2 separate regions of the Mus musculus genome follow, and region 1 is linked to region 2. The links are chromatin contacts, found by Hi-C or POLR2A ChIA-PET in ENCODE. All regions are on one chromosome and are shown on one strand. The core of a region is the stretch at or near the end of the contact, and the rest is flanking DNA. Distances in the headings are between cores, read along the strand shown. Region 1 overlaps Hip1 (huntingtin interacting protein 1). Region 2 holds the start of Pom121 (nuclear pore membrane protein 121).

What was found. Hi-C counts contacts between places; a loop is a spot of excess contacts on that map. ChIA-PET counts read pairs that join two places held with the same protein, here RNA polymerase II (POLR2A).
Region 1: POLR2A ChIA-PET joins it to region 2 with 10 read pairs in Patski. The contact joins the enhancer-like site here to the promoter of Pom121 in region 2. A Hi-C loop is called at or near these places in 1 of 37 maps with a recorded cell type or tissue (left cerebral cortex). POLR2A ChIA-PET finds 5 or more read pairs at or near these places in 1 of 5 experiments (Patski).

What each region holds. Positions count from the first base shown.
Region 1 is chr5:135,520,015-135,526,342 of GRCm38, reverse strand. All of the region lies in intron 1 of Hip1 (huntingtin interacting protein 1), which reads left to right. Among named protein-coding and RNA genes, the nearest start is that of Gm52790, 13 kb to the left of the region's middle. Within about 2 kb of position 3,967, at least 1 of the 3 ENCODE cell types and tissues checked has a DNase peak (open chromatin) inside an H3K27ac peak, as active enhancers do.
Region 2 is chr5:135,389,455-135,396,225 of GRCm38, reverse strand. It overlaps Pom121 (nuclear pore membrane protein 121), which reads left to right and starts at 1,680. Exons shown (of 13, transcript NM_148932.2): 1 at 1,680-2,289; 2 at 3,701-3,916; 3 at 4,446-4,604. The coding sequence starts at 1,721.

The DNA.
Region 1 (6,328 bases), core at 2,718-5,217, 130 kb before region 2:
TTACAACTGAGCATCACCATGTGCAGCTTACAGTTTTCTTATTAGCCCCTCACAGTCACACAGAATGTGTGCTGACATCTGGGCTCTTTGAATGGATGAAACAGGAGTGGCCCCTGCAGTAGCCTGTGCTGGCTGTTGTCCCTGTCCCCTGGTACTAAAGCCTTCCCTCATGTCCCCAGTAGAAATGCTCCCATCCCCCACATTCCCGTCACCTTCCACCTCTTCAGGGCTCTTTGTAGGGATGGCCTCCCATGCCTTGTGCGCTTGTCTGCCTGTGATGTGGAGTCCTTTAGGTGGCAGGCTTGTGCATATAGGACTGCTGAAGACATGCGCTTGGTTAAGGACTAACTGACTAAGCGGGAGAGAGCGTGTGGGTTTAGCGAATGAACGGGTGAATGGTTGGATGGCTGACTAAATCAATACAATAAGTCAATAAAAATAAAAGATATGAAGATGATAGTAAATAAATTGAGTGGTGCATAAATCAGTGGTGGAGCGATTGGGTAAATAGTTCCTGTCTGGATGAGTCATTGAGTGAGTGAATGAATGAAGGAATGAATGAATGAGTGATGGTGAGTGGTTAGTGTGTGAGTGAGTGAGCAAATGACTGAGCGATTACGTGAATGAGCAGTCGAGCTCATGGGTAGTGAACCAGTGCACGGTTGGTGGAATGACTGAGTGAGGGAATTAATGAATGAGTAAGTACAGCTGCTTCCCACCCGCTAGACGGTTGTCTGCCACATGACTTCTCACCCACGTGGCCACCCTACAGCATGACTCTGAAAAGGCCCCTAAAGCTTCATTATTTTCTCCACGGTCTTGGACAGCAGTCATCCATCTACAAGAAGCCATTCACCCTTTTTGTGCGCCTCCAACATCTCTGGCTTCTGAGCTGCCTGCCAGGGCCCGGGAGTTCTCCTGGCCTCTCCCCTGTCGCTGAGAACTTCTTGCCACAGGAAATTGGGCTTATTTTGAGGGCCAAATAGTCTCTAAATATAGCTTCCCGGCGCAGATATTTAAAGAGCGGTGCCGATGGTGTTATGTCTGCCAGAGAAGGGAAAAGACAACTTTACAATCCCTGGTGAGGGAAAGCAGAGCCATACCAGCTTTTCTCAGGAGCAGAGCCAGGACCAGGTGTCAAAGTTTTAATTACACAAGTCCCAGGTGCTCTCCAAGGTCTGTCACCAGCCCAGGGCTTGAAGTTTAGATTTCTGTTTCCAGGCAATCATGTCTTGATCGCTCCTACTGTCTCTGTTTAAAAATACCTCAGGAGCTGGGCATGGGTGTGAGCGCATGCCTGCCATCCCAGCACTCATGATGCAGGAGGATCACAAATCCAAGGCTAGCCTGGGCTACATGGACTACTCCATCTCAAACAAAAGGTCTAAGCATAAGACCCCCACTCCTGTCTTGGAATGTGGTGAGCCAGGCATCCTCCCTGTCAACCTCAGGGGAGCCATGCTGTGGGTGACTCCAGGCAACACATGGGGAGAGCTCGCCTTGAATAATCCCTTTGCCAACCTCTCTCCCCTTCTGTCTCCCTCTTCCTTCCCCCCTCTATCCCATTCTCAAGAGCAAGTGGTGAGGGACAGGGCCCTGGACTCTTTCTGGGGGAAAAGGAAACTGCCAAGTGTAGAAAGCAGGGAACAACCAGTCCATGCCTAAGAGAGAGAGAGAGAGAGAGAGAGAGAGAGAGAGAGAGAGAGAGAGAGAGGAAGAGACAGAGACAGAGACAGAGAGTTCAGCCCTGAAATACCACTCATGCATGGAAGCCTGAGCCCCCCTCCTGGCAGACAGCCCCCACCTGCTCTTTCCCCTCTTCTCTTCATTTTGGGCTACTGGGCAGACAGAATGACCATAAGAAAGTCTGACCTTTTTGGGCTAATGTTGTTTTTGTATCTCAAGTGTTCTTCTAAACTAAAAATAGAACTCTCAGAGAGGGGGAGTTTTAAACCTCTTTGGGGGCTGAATTTATGTCTCCGTTGGGACAAAAATAAAAACAAGCACCTTTTTCTGTACCAAGTGCTGACATAGTGAACATTCTTGTCTCTGTGTTTGTAGCGTATATTTCACCATCTTTCCCTCTGTGGTAATCAAGAGACTGGCATATGTTACTTTTCTCACAACTGTGAGAAAATGCCTGGCAAAAGCAACCTCAGAAGGGAAGGGTTTGCTGGATGGGGTGGCACACACTTTTAATCCTGGCACTAACAGGGTTAGAGGCAGGCAGATCTTTGTGAGTTCAAGTCCATAGCAAGCTCTAGCATAGCCAGGGCTACTAATAGAGAGACCCTGTTTCCAAGAAAAGGAAGAAGAGGAAGAAAGAAAGAAAAAGGAAGGAAGAAAAGAAGTGTTTGTTTCGACTCACAGTTCCTCGGTACAGCACCCTAGGGTGGGGAGAACATGGCGGAGCGTGAGATGGCTGGTCACATGGCAACCACGGTCAGGAAGCTCAGGAAGCAGAGAGGAGAGAGAGAGATGGCTGCTGGAGTTCAGCCTGCCTTCTATTTATTTAGTAAAGGCCTCCAGCCTAGGGAATGGTGGCGCCCACATTAGGGTGGGTCTTGCCATTTCATTTACCCCATTTGAAGAGTTCCTCACAGCTGTGCCTGAAGGTTTGTCCCTTGGATGATTCTTGAGCCTGTCAAGGGGACAACAACATAAACCACCACAGCATACAAACAGCTGTAGCTTTTGTCTCGCTTTGTTTTGTTTTTTTTAAAGAGACAAGTTCACACACACTTTGTTTTTTTTTCAGAGTTTCACTGTGTAGCCCTGGCTGTCCTGGAACTCACTCTGTAGACCAGGCTGGTACTGAACTCAGAGATCCTCCTGTCTCTGCTTCCCAAATGTTGGGATAAAAGGCATGCGCCACCACTGCCTGGCAAGTTCTCACACTCTTAATATTCATTGGCTTGAAACTCACTGTTCTAACCCAGACTGACATCATATTCACAGTGATCCCGTCTCAGCTTCCTGAGTGCTAGGATTATAAGTGTGTACAACATGGCTACAAAAAATGTAATGATGATTATTGGTATTTTAGAAAATTATTCAAGAAAAAGCTCAAACATAACCACAATAACAACCTTCCTCCCCCCCCCCCAAATGCCCAAAACAACAACAAACACCTTTCCATGCTGGGGCAGCAAGATGGAGGTAGATAGGGCACCTGCCTAGAATCCCCCAGGGAGGGGCTGGGGGCGTGGCTCAGTGGTAGAGCCCCTGCCTAGAATCCCCCAGGGAGGGACTGAGGGTGTGGGTCAGCAGTACAGCACTTGTCCAGTGTATGTGTCCTTGATTTCATCCCCAGCCTGGTAAATCATCCCAAAATGGCAATTTTTCTCATTCCCTAGGTGAGGCAGCAGCTATTGTCTTTCTTTAGGGCTGGAATATTCATGTCCCCAATGAGGGATAATCTAGGGTTCTCTTTGCCAAGGTGCCTGTAATCCCGTAAGCCCTTCTGGTTGGTTTTGCTGTTGTCTTTCCCCTGTGGCTACGTTCTTGGTACCATGTTCTGATCACCATGTCAATCAATCAGCGGATAACATTTTTAGGGCTTGCTGTGCCAGGCGCGGAATGAGTTGCTCCACTCAGGGAGGCTGTCTGGTCCCTTGAGGGTGGGACCTGTCATCTTGTTGTCTTCTTTGCTTGTGCTACTGAGATCCACTGAAGTTGGAATGAGTGAGGTCTTTGGAATGTCAGCATGCCCTCCCCGGCGCTCACTATTGAGCCAGATAGGTCTGCAGAGCCAGACGCTGGAGCCGGGGATGAATCACACTTGATTGCAGAGTTCAAGTTACTTTTGGAGCAGAGGAGGCTGGGATGTGAATGATGAAATGATAAATAGGGGCTGAGTGGCTGAGTGGTCAAGGCTCAGCCTTCTGTAACCACAACATCAAGGGATGCCTAAAAATAGTAGAAAGAGCCCAGGGAGGCGGGATTAATCATCTCCAGCTACTTGTGAGAGTACTTGGAACTGTACAGTGCCTCTCAGCTTCAGAGAAGTCACAGGGAGCCAGCAGCAGTGACAGGTGGGATTGGAAGGACCAGGCTCGAGCTAAAGAGAAGCTGGGGAAGTGACCATGCCACTGCAAAAGTCCCAGACGGCGTTGTGTCCTGGGGGCTGGAATGTTTTGTGGGTTTGTTTTGTTTGACTCACGCACTGGGCTTTTTATTTATTTATTTTTAAATTTTGTTTTGTTTTGTTTTAAACTAGAGCTTAAATGGCTTTGTATGGAGAACTCAGCTATATCCCTCGCCCTGGTCCTTGCCCTCCCATTTGACGCTGACCTTTTGTGCATTGAATGACAGAATCCAGACCTTGTTGTGTGAAATGAAACCCCAGAATGCATGGGGAAAAAAAGTGAGACTTAATGAGCGAGTTCACTGTAAGGAATACAAGAGGTGGGAACTAGGTGTGTGAAGGTCAGAAATACGGATGTAGATGAAGATGCAGTGTTGGCCATCTTGAAAGTGTACCAGGAAGGGTAGAGTGTGGTGTGATGCGCCGCAATTGTTATCCCAGAACTTAAGAGCCTGAGCTCCATCTCCAGGTCCCACAGAAGAAGGAAAGAATCAGCTCCTGCAAGTTTTACACACACACACACACACACACACACACACACACGCGCGCGCACGCGCACGCGCACACGCACAGGCGCACACGCACACACACACGCACACGCACACACACGCACACACACGCGCACGCGCACGCGCACACGCACAGGCGCACAGGCGCACAGGCGCACACGCACACGCACACGCACACGCACACACACACACACACACACATTTATGTGAAGACAATTATAAACCAGATGGTGGTGTTGCACACCTTTAGTTCCATCTCTTGAGAGGCAGAATGTTTGAGGCCAGCCTGGTCTATAGAATGGGTTCCAGGACAGCCAGGGGTACACGGAGAAAACTTGTCTTAAAAAAACAAAACAGGAAGAAAAGAAAAGAGAAGAGAAGAGAAGAGAAGAGAAGAGAAGAGAAGAGAAGAGAAAAGAGAAGAAAAGAAGAGAGAAGAAAAGAACACTATAAACCCCTTCTTTAAGATAGAGTCTCACACAGCTCAGGCTAGCCTTGAACTCACTATGGAACTGAAGCTAACCTAGTCCTCTTGATGCCCCATTTCAATCCCCCAGTGCTAGGATGACACGAATGTGTCTCTACAATCTAGCTAAAACTTTCTGAAAATGATTTCAGCATGGAGGTCCATGCTGTGCTAAACACCAGAGTGGTGTTTGGTTTGGTTTGGTTTGGTTTGGTTTGGTTTGGTTTGGTTTGGTTTGGTTTTTTGAGATAGGCTACAGCTAGATGTAGCCCTGGCTGTCCTGGAACTCACTCTGTAGACCAGGCTGACCTTGAACTCAGAAATCTGCCTGCCTGCTTCTGCCTCCCAAGTGCTGGGATTAAAGGCCTGTGCCACCACTGCCCGGCCAAAGTGTTTGTTTGTGGGAGAGAAAGGTTGGGTGGGCAGGGGCAGGGGAACATGCAGAGAAGGGAGATGTATAACAAATGTGTCCTTGACATGGTGGCAGAAGAGAGAGTTCCCTCAAGATGCCACACACAGCCCCATCTATCCTTCTCTGCCTCACTGGGTCAGTGAAAAAATAAGCTACATTTTAAAAAAATTCTTAACATTTATTAGCCAGGCATTATGGCACATGCCTTTAATCCTAGCACTTGAGACGCAGAGGCAGGCAGATCTCTGTGGGGCTAGCCTGATCTACAAAATCTAGAACAGGCAGGGTTGAGTAGAGAGAATATGTCTCAATTTTTTAAAAATTTATTTTGCATATATGGATGTTTTGCCTGCATATATACATACATACACACATACACTGTACAACATATATGCCTGGTACCCACAGAGATTAGATAAGAGCATTGGGTGCTCTGAAACTGGCATTACAAATGGTTGTGAGCCACCATCTTGCCAAGAATCCCTGGGTCTTCTACAAGAGCAGCAAGTGCTCTTAGCTGCTGACTCATCTCTCCAGCCCAATAAGCTATTTTAAATAGTTTATGTGTATTATGTGTAAACACACGTATTTACAAATGTGCGGATGCACATGCGCCATTAAGCAGCTGTGGAGGTTTGAGAACATCTGCATGGAGTTGGCTCTCTTTCCACCTTTGCCTGGGATCCGAATATTGAACTCAAGTCATCAGGCTTATGTGGTGAGCACCTTTACCTCCTACGCCATCTTGCCAGCCCCCAGAACACATTTTTTTTTTTAAATCTTTCCTTCCTTTTTAGATTTATTTTTATTTTATGTATATGAGTGTTCTGTCTGCATGTCCACCTTCATGCCAG
Region 2 (6,771 bases), core at 431-2,930:
TCCACCCCAAGACCATCGAGAAAACATCATCTACACTACAAATCATAACGGTAGCAAAATTACACTTAGGAGGTAGCTTTATAGTTTGGGGGTTGGGGGATGTCACCACAACATAAAGAACTGAATAAAACGGTTAAAGCATTAGGAAGGTTGAGAACCACTGCATAAAACCAAGGTGGACAGATAAGGCTGTGTGTGTTTGTGCTTTAATGGATAAGCCTGGGACTGCCCTCTAGTGGCCGATACACAACAAACCCCTACTGGATTACACCTCAGAAACTAAGAATGGCACTGAGCAGGACCACCCTGTTTCTTAACTATCACCAGTGCCCACTGTACTCACTGTCATTTACCAGTTCAGCTAGTTTTATTAACAATATGCATCGTCTCTAAACTCTAATCCCTGCCTCTCCCCGCTTCTCCCTCATCCATCTAGCCTTCCCTCCCCAAGTCTAGTCTTATCTTACTCTTGATTGTGGAGGAATAGCTCTCAGTCTATCATCCTCAAAAAAAGAAGAAACAAACAAAAGGAGGAACGGAGGGAAGGATGGAAAGGGGGGAAATATGGACTGGGAAGATGGTTCCATTGGTACAGGGCTTGCTGAGCAAGCTTGCTTGAGCACAGTAGGAGCCCCTGTAATCCCAAGCACTGAGGTAGGCACAAAAAGATTTTGGGTCTTTTTGGCCAGCCAGCCTAGCCAGGTTGGTGAGCTCTGGGTTTAGTGAGAGACCCTGTGTCAAAGAATAATGTGCAGTGTAATTGAGAAAGACTTGCTGGGCGGTGGTGGTGCACGCCTTTAATCCCAGCACTTGGGAGGCAGAGGCAGGTGGATTTCTGAGTTCCAGGCCAGCCTGGTCTACAGAGTGAGTTCCAGGACAGCCAGGTCTATACAGAGAAACCCTGTCTCGAGAAACAACAACAAAGAAAAGAAAAAAAGGAGATTGAAAGACACTTGCCGTTGACCCTCAACCTCCACGCAAGTGTAAGATGTGATGGTGTGAATGTAATCCCAGCATACATTCAAGCAAAACACACATTTTAAAAAATTATTTTGAGACAGGGTCTCACTGTGTTGCTCCAGCAGGCCTGGAACTGACCTCGCTGCGATAAACAGTGAGCCTCCACACAGGGCCTGATTGGCCTTTTCCAATACAGGGTCTGACTGATCGGGTTTTATTTTGTTTTAGACGGGGAGGGTCTCACTAAGTAGCCCAGGTTGACTTAGAACTCGGGATCCTCCTGCCTTCACCTCCCAAATGCCGGGATTACAGGCGCGTGCCACCCATCTCCGTTCTGTGCCTTGATTTCTAACATCACTCCTCTGCAGTCCAGGAGCGTCAGGGAAACCTCCAGCGTCAAAAACCGGGCTGTACTTTTCTTCTTTTCTTTCTTTCTTTTTTTTTTTTTTTAAGTTTTGCTGTTTTGAGACAGGCTTTATGTCTCCATGTCGCGCTGGAACTGTCTTTGTGAACCAGGCTGGACTCAAACTCACGGAACTCCTCTTGCCTCCGCCTCCCGCGTTCTGAGAGGCAAGGCGTGCACCGATCCGCCTACCTAAGCTGTAATTTTTCAAACTAGGGCTCTCGCGCCGTGCTCCGCACGCGGCGGCGGTTTCCCCTTTCCACCCGGCGCGCCGCGTCGACGACAGTGACGTCGGCGGCGGCGCGCGGCGCGGTGTACCCTGGGATATTTAAGTCCGCTCCGCGGCGCGGAGCCGCGATGTCTCCGGCGGCTGCGGCGGCTGACGGAGGCGAGCGGCGGCGGCCCCCGTTGGGCGGACGGGAAGGCCGGAGCCGGGCCCGCGGCTACGGAGGACCGGCGGGTGCTGCGGCCCTCGGCCTAGCGCTGCTCGGCCTCGCGCTCTACCTGGTGCCCGCGGCGGCCGCGCTGGCCTGGCTGGCCGTGGGGGCGAGCGCGGCCTGGTGGGGCCTGAGCCGAGAACCCCGCGGCCCGAGGGCCCTGTCGTCCTTCGTGCGCGACGCGCGCCGTCACCCGCGGCCAGCTCTCACCGCTTCACCGCCTCCGGCCAAGTCACCAGTCAACGGTAGCCTCTGCGAACCCCGCAGCCCGCTGGGAGGCCCCGACCCGGCTGAGCTCTTACTCATGGGCAGCTACCTGGGCAAGCCCGGCCCGCCCGAGCCTGCCCTCCGGCAGGACCCAAGGGAGAGGCCGGGGCGCCGCCCACCCGCACGCTCCCCGCCTCCGGCCTCGGCGGTCCAGCGAGTCCACCACGTCTACCCCGCGCTCCCCACCCCGCTTTTGCGACCCTCCCGGAGGCCGCCCCACCGGTAAGCCCCGGCGATCTTCCCAGGGTGGGGTCTCTGCGGCCGCGGATTTGACGTAGGGCTCAACCTGTAAATCGGATTTAACTCACCTCCCCTTTTTCTTTTCTTTGCCTTTTCCCTTTCTTTTTATCTCTACGCCCTTCCCTCCCTTTTCCCATTACTCTCTTTTCTCTTTATTTTTTTTCTTTTTCTTTTTTTTTTTTTTTAAGAGAGGGTATTTGATGGCATAGGCTGTCTAATCTCAACCCCGTTCTTTGGCTGAGCCTGTCCTTGAACTCATCCTCCTGCCTCGTCTTCTGAGCGAGTTCACTGATAGGATTACAGGTTTGCACCAGGTTGTATGCTGTGCTGGGATAGAACCCACAGCTTCAGTCATAGCAGGCAAGCTTGCCCTCTACCTATTCCCCAGCCTTTGGGTTTTTGTTCCCCCCCCCCCCCCCCCCGGAGACAGGATCTCATGTATCTGAGCTGTCCCTTGAACTCATGAGGGTGACTTTGGATTGCTGACCCTCCTGCCTTCACCTACTAAATGCTGGGATTACCGGTGTGCTCCACTACACTCAACCCGGATTCTGGATAAAAGCATTTTTTTCTTTTTAAATTGCATATTCACAGGGAGATGAGAGGATAGCTTGCTGGAGTCCTTTTTCTCTTTCCACGTGAATTTGAGGTTGATCTTGGGTCTCCAGCTTGGCAGCAAGCTCCTTCACAAGACGTTTCACTGGCCTTGATAAGTCTGCTTAGTTGAGGTGGTGAATACCTGTTAATGTTTGGTTTTTGCTGTGTATTGGTGGTTAGTTGGGGGAAAGGAAAAAAAAAAAAACTATTCCTACACATCCCAACTGCATGTGCTTTTCTTCTGAAGTACCCATGTGGGCAAGGTTTCCAGTTTCCCTCTTAATTTGATGAAGTCTGTGGTAGAGACAGCCATTAAGCAACTGATATTTTCTGCCTTTGGATGAAATGGGAGAAATGTGCCAAAAAATGCTACGTTCTCTGCTGCTTAGAGAAATTTAAAGTCTGAGCTGTTAGTGTCATAGAGTGCTTTGTCCAGCATGCACACACCCCTAGTTTCTGCTACCAGCACTGTCTAACAGAAAAATAAGAGGTTGAAAGAAGTGTTAATGCCTCTTGTTTCTGCAGTCAGTTGAATTTGGTGTTCTTTTAAGACTGTGGTTCCAGACTGGAGAGATGACACAGTGGTTACTAGCACTGGCTGCTTGCTCTTCCAGAGGTCCTGAGTTCAATTCCCAGCAACCACTTGGTGGCTCATAACCATCTGTAATGGGATCCGATGCCCTCTTCTGGTGTGTCTGAAGACAGCTACAGTGTACTCATATAAATAAAATAAATTAAAAAAAAACAAAAACAAAAACTGTGGTTCCATCAAGTGTCTGTCTCCTGTTCTCCACAGAGATTGTGGGCCTTTGTCCAGTCGGTTTGTTATAACACCCCGAAGACGATATCCCATTCAGCAAGCCCAGTATTCCTTGCTTGGGGCACTTCCAACCGTCTGCTGGAATGGTGGCCATAAGAAGGCTGTGCTGTCTCCACGGAACTCCAGGATGGTGTGCAGCCCAGTGACAGTGAGGATTGCCCCTCCAGACAGCAAGCTATTCCGCTCATCAATGTGAGTACCTGTGTGTGTGTGTGTGTGTGTGTGTGTGTGTTTGTGTATACAAACTTGTGTGTGCAAGTAACCTTCTGTACCTGTGTGGACACCACCAGAAGAAGGCCTCAGGACTCTATTGCTCTCGCTTTTTTTCCTTTCAGGCCAGAGTCTCGCTGACCCTGGGGATCATGTTTGGGTCTAGCTGTTGAAGCCCCAGCTGGCCTTTTTCCCTTGGAGCTGTGTCTCTAGGGGTATGCAGGATGCCAGAGCCATTTCTCCAGTGTGCAAGCGTGCAGGCATGCACACATTCATAGACCAGGCTGGCCTAAAATTGCCTGAGTAGCTCAAGCTGTCTGGAAACTCAGGATGATCCTCCTGCTTCTCACTGTTGGGATTAAAGGCTCACGCCACCATGCCTGACCTGTAGTCATGGTAGTTTCTACACATAGATGAGCCAAGGTCTTGCTTAGCTTCTAGTTTCCGTTCTGTTCTGTATGTGCATGGGAGTTAAAATATCCTGTCTCCAGAATCTTGTCTTTCATTATAGGTCAGAGCAGATACTCGATACAACACTGTCTTCACCATCAAGTAATGCCCCAGATCCTTGTGCAAAGGAGACTGTCCTGAACGCCCTCAAGGAGAAGAAGAAAAGAACAGTGGCGGAGGAAGACCAGCTGCACCTTGATGGCCAGGAAAACAAGAGAAGGTAACGAGCAGTCTCAGTATGGTGTTACACTGCCTTCCCGGGGGTGGGGTGGGGGCTCCAGAGAATTCAAGTGGTGGTGATTACCAGGCAGGTGTAGAGGCTGCTCCAGTCTGAGCCTTGGAGCAGCGTGGTAACAAGGCTTTAATACTGTTTACCTCTTAAAGCACGGGCTGGGTAAGTTTCAGTCCTCGTGCACGTAAACCTGCATTGGCATTTGGCTCGCCCTCCCCTCCTAGTGTTCTGAAGCAGGTTCTATTCTACAACCCGAGCTAGCCTTGAACTCTGGGCCCTTCTACCTCGAAAAGTGGGATCCTTAGCCTGTGTGACCAGCTCTCTGCCTTGGATGCTACTCTGTGAAATTTTATTCCCAAAAGTAAATGCTCAGAGATTTCCCCTCCAATTGTATGGGTCTGTTTGTTTGGTTTGGTTTTGTTGTTGTTGTTTTAGTTAAATAGCAGTAGTGTTGTTGAATGAAAGGCATAGTAGGACTGTCAGTGATGAGCAGAACCAGTTTTCTTTTTAGTATATGGGAACTTAGTGAGAATAGAGAAAGCAGCTTCCGGGGTGTGCAGAGGGAAGGTTGGAGAGGGTCATCAAGAGATACAGGACCTTTGTTTTTATGGTGGTTGTTTTGTGGTCCTCGGGAAGAGACTTAGGGCCTGCTGCATGCTATGCAAGTGTTCACTGCCAAGCCATACCCCCTGGTTCCTCAGCGGCTGTACTGCTGACCATAGACCCAGCCCTCTACCTTTTTTTTGTAGTTCAACAAATGCTTATCAAGCACCTACTGTGTGCTAGGCCCTTACTCCTCTTAGTTATGGGACTTTTCTTTTTTTTTTTAATTTGTTTTTTTTTTATTTGTTTTTGTTTCTTGTTATGGGACTTTCAAGGTAACAAGGTTTTCTATGTTCACGTACATACTTAAAGATATACATAGGGGTATGTGTGGGGTTTGGGTTGTTATTATTTATATGCTTGGTGCCCATTGAGTTCAGAAAGTTCAGAAGTTCAGAGCTCCTGAAACTGGAGTTATGGGTAAATATGAGCCTCAGTGTAGGTACTGGGAATTGATTGACCCTGGGTCCCCTGCAGAAACATCCAGTGCTCTAAACTACTGAGCTGGGGTTTTTTTCCCAGCTTTTTTTCAACTTCTGAAATTTTAAAATTACATTGTATTCACTTAATTGCCTGGGGGGGGGGGCGGTCAAGAAGGCGTACACAGTTGTCACAGAAGATATGTGGAAGCCAGAAAACAACTTGGAGGAATTGATTCTCCCCTTCTGCCATGTGGGCCAGGAAGTCATCAGGCTCAGGCTTGGTGACAATCACCCTGCTCACACTGAGCCAGCTCTCCAACCCCCACAGTGGGATGGTGTATTTGAGACGGTTTGCTGGGTAGCCCTGGCCTCCCACTTGCTACCTAGGCAGGCCGTCTCCTCTCCATGTGCCAGCACACCCTGCAAGGCTACTTAGTTAAATGGTTAGTTAACAAGGTAACAACAGATCATAAGTTTATGAGAGCAGGAAGTAGAGTGTTAGAAATGAGGAGGTCTCTTGGTGTAATGAGGAAGTGCTCTCTTAGGATGCGGTGCACCACGCACCTGGGAAGAATAGCTGTCATCCCCTTTGTCTGGACCACTTACAGCTGGCAGGTTTTCAGCTGACCATTTCCAGTCCTGGAAGACAAAAGGACGTGAAGGAGATTCTGCTCTTGACTTCCTTTTGAGACAATGTTTATAGCCCAGGCCACTGTGTAGCCCAGGCTAGACTGGCATTCTTAATTGTTCTGCCATAGCCTCCCAAGTGCTGCTGGGATTATATATGTGCATTGCTGTGCCTCACACTAGTTAAGGAAATCTTAAGAAATGGCCCCTGCATTTATGGACTAAAGGCTATCAGAGGAGTTGCAGGAATGGCGAGTAAGCAGTTGTGCTGATGTCCCATAGCTAAACAGGACTGAGCCGATGGCCAGGGAGGAAATGATAACTGGTTGGTCCAGGAAAGTGTCTTGGCCTTGGTGCATCTGTAGCTGAGGAGTTGGTATTTTCCCTGTGGTTGGAATGTAGCAGTGATCACAGGCACCATGTGTGTACCTGGCCCCTGTAATCCCAGCACGTGGAGACTGAGCCAGAAGCATTGGAAGTTTAAAGGCAGCCTGAGGCTATGG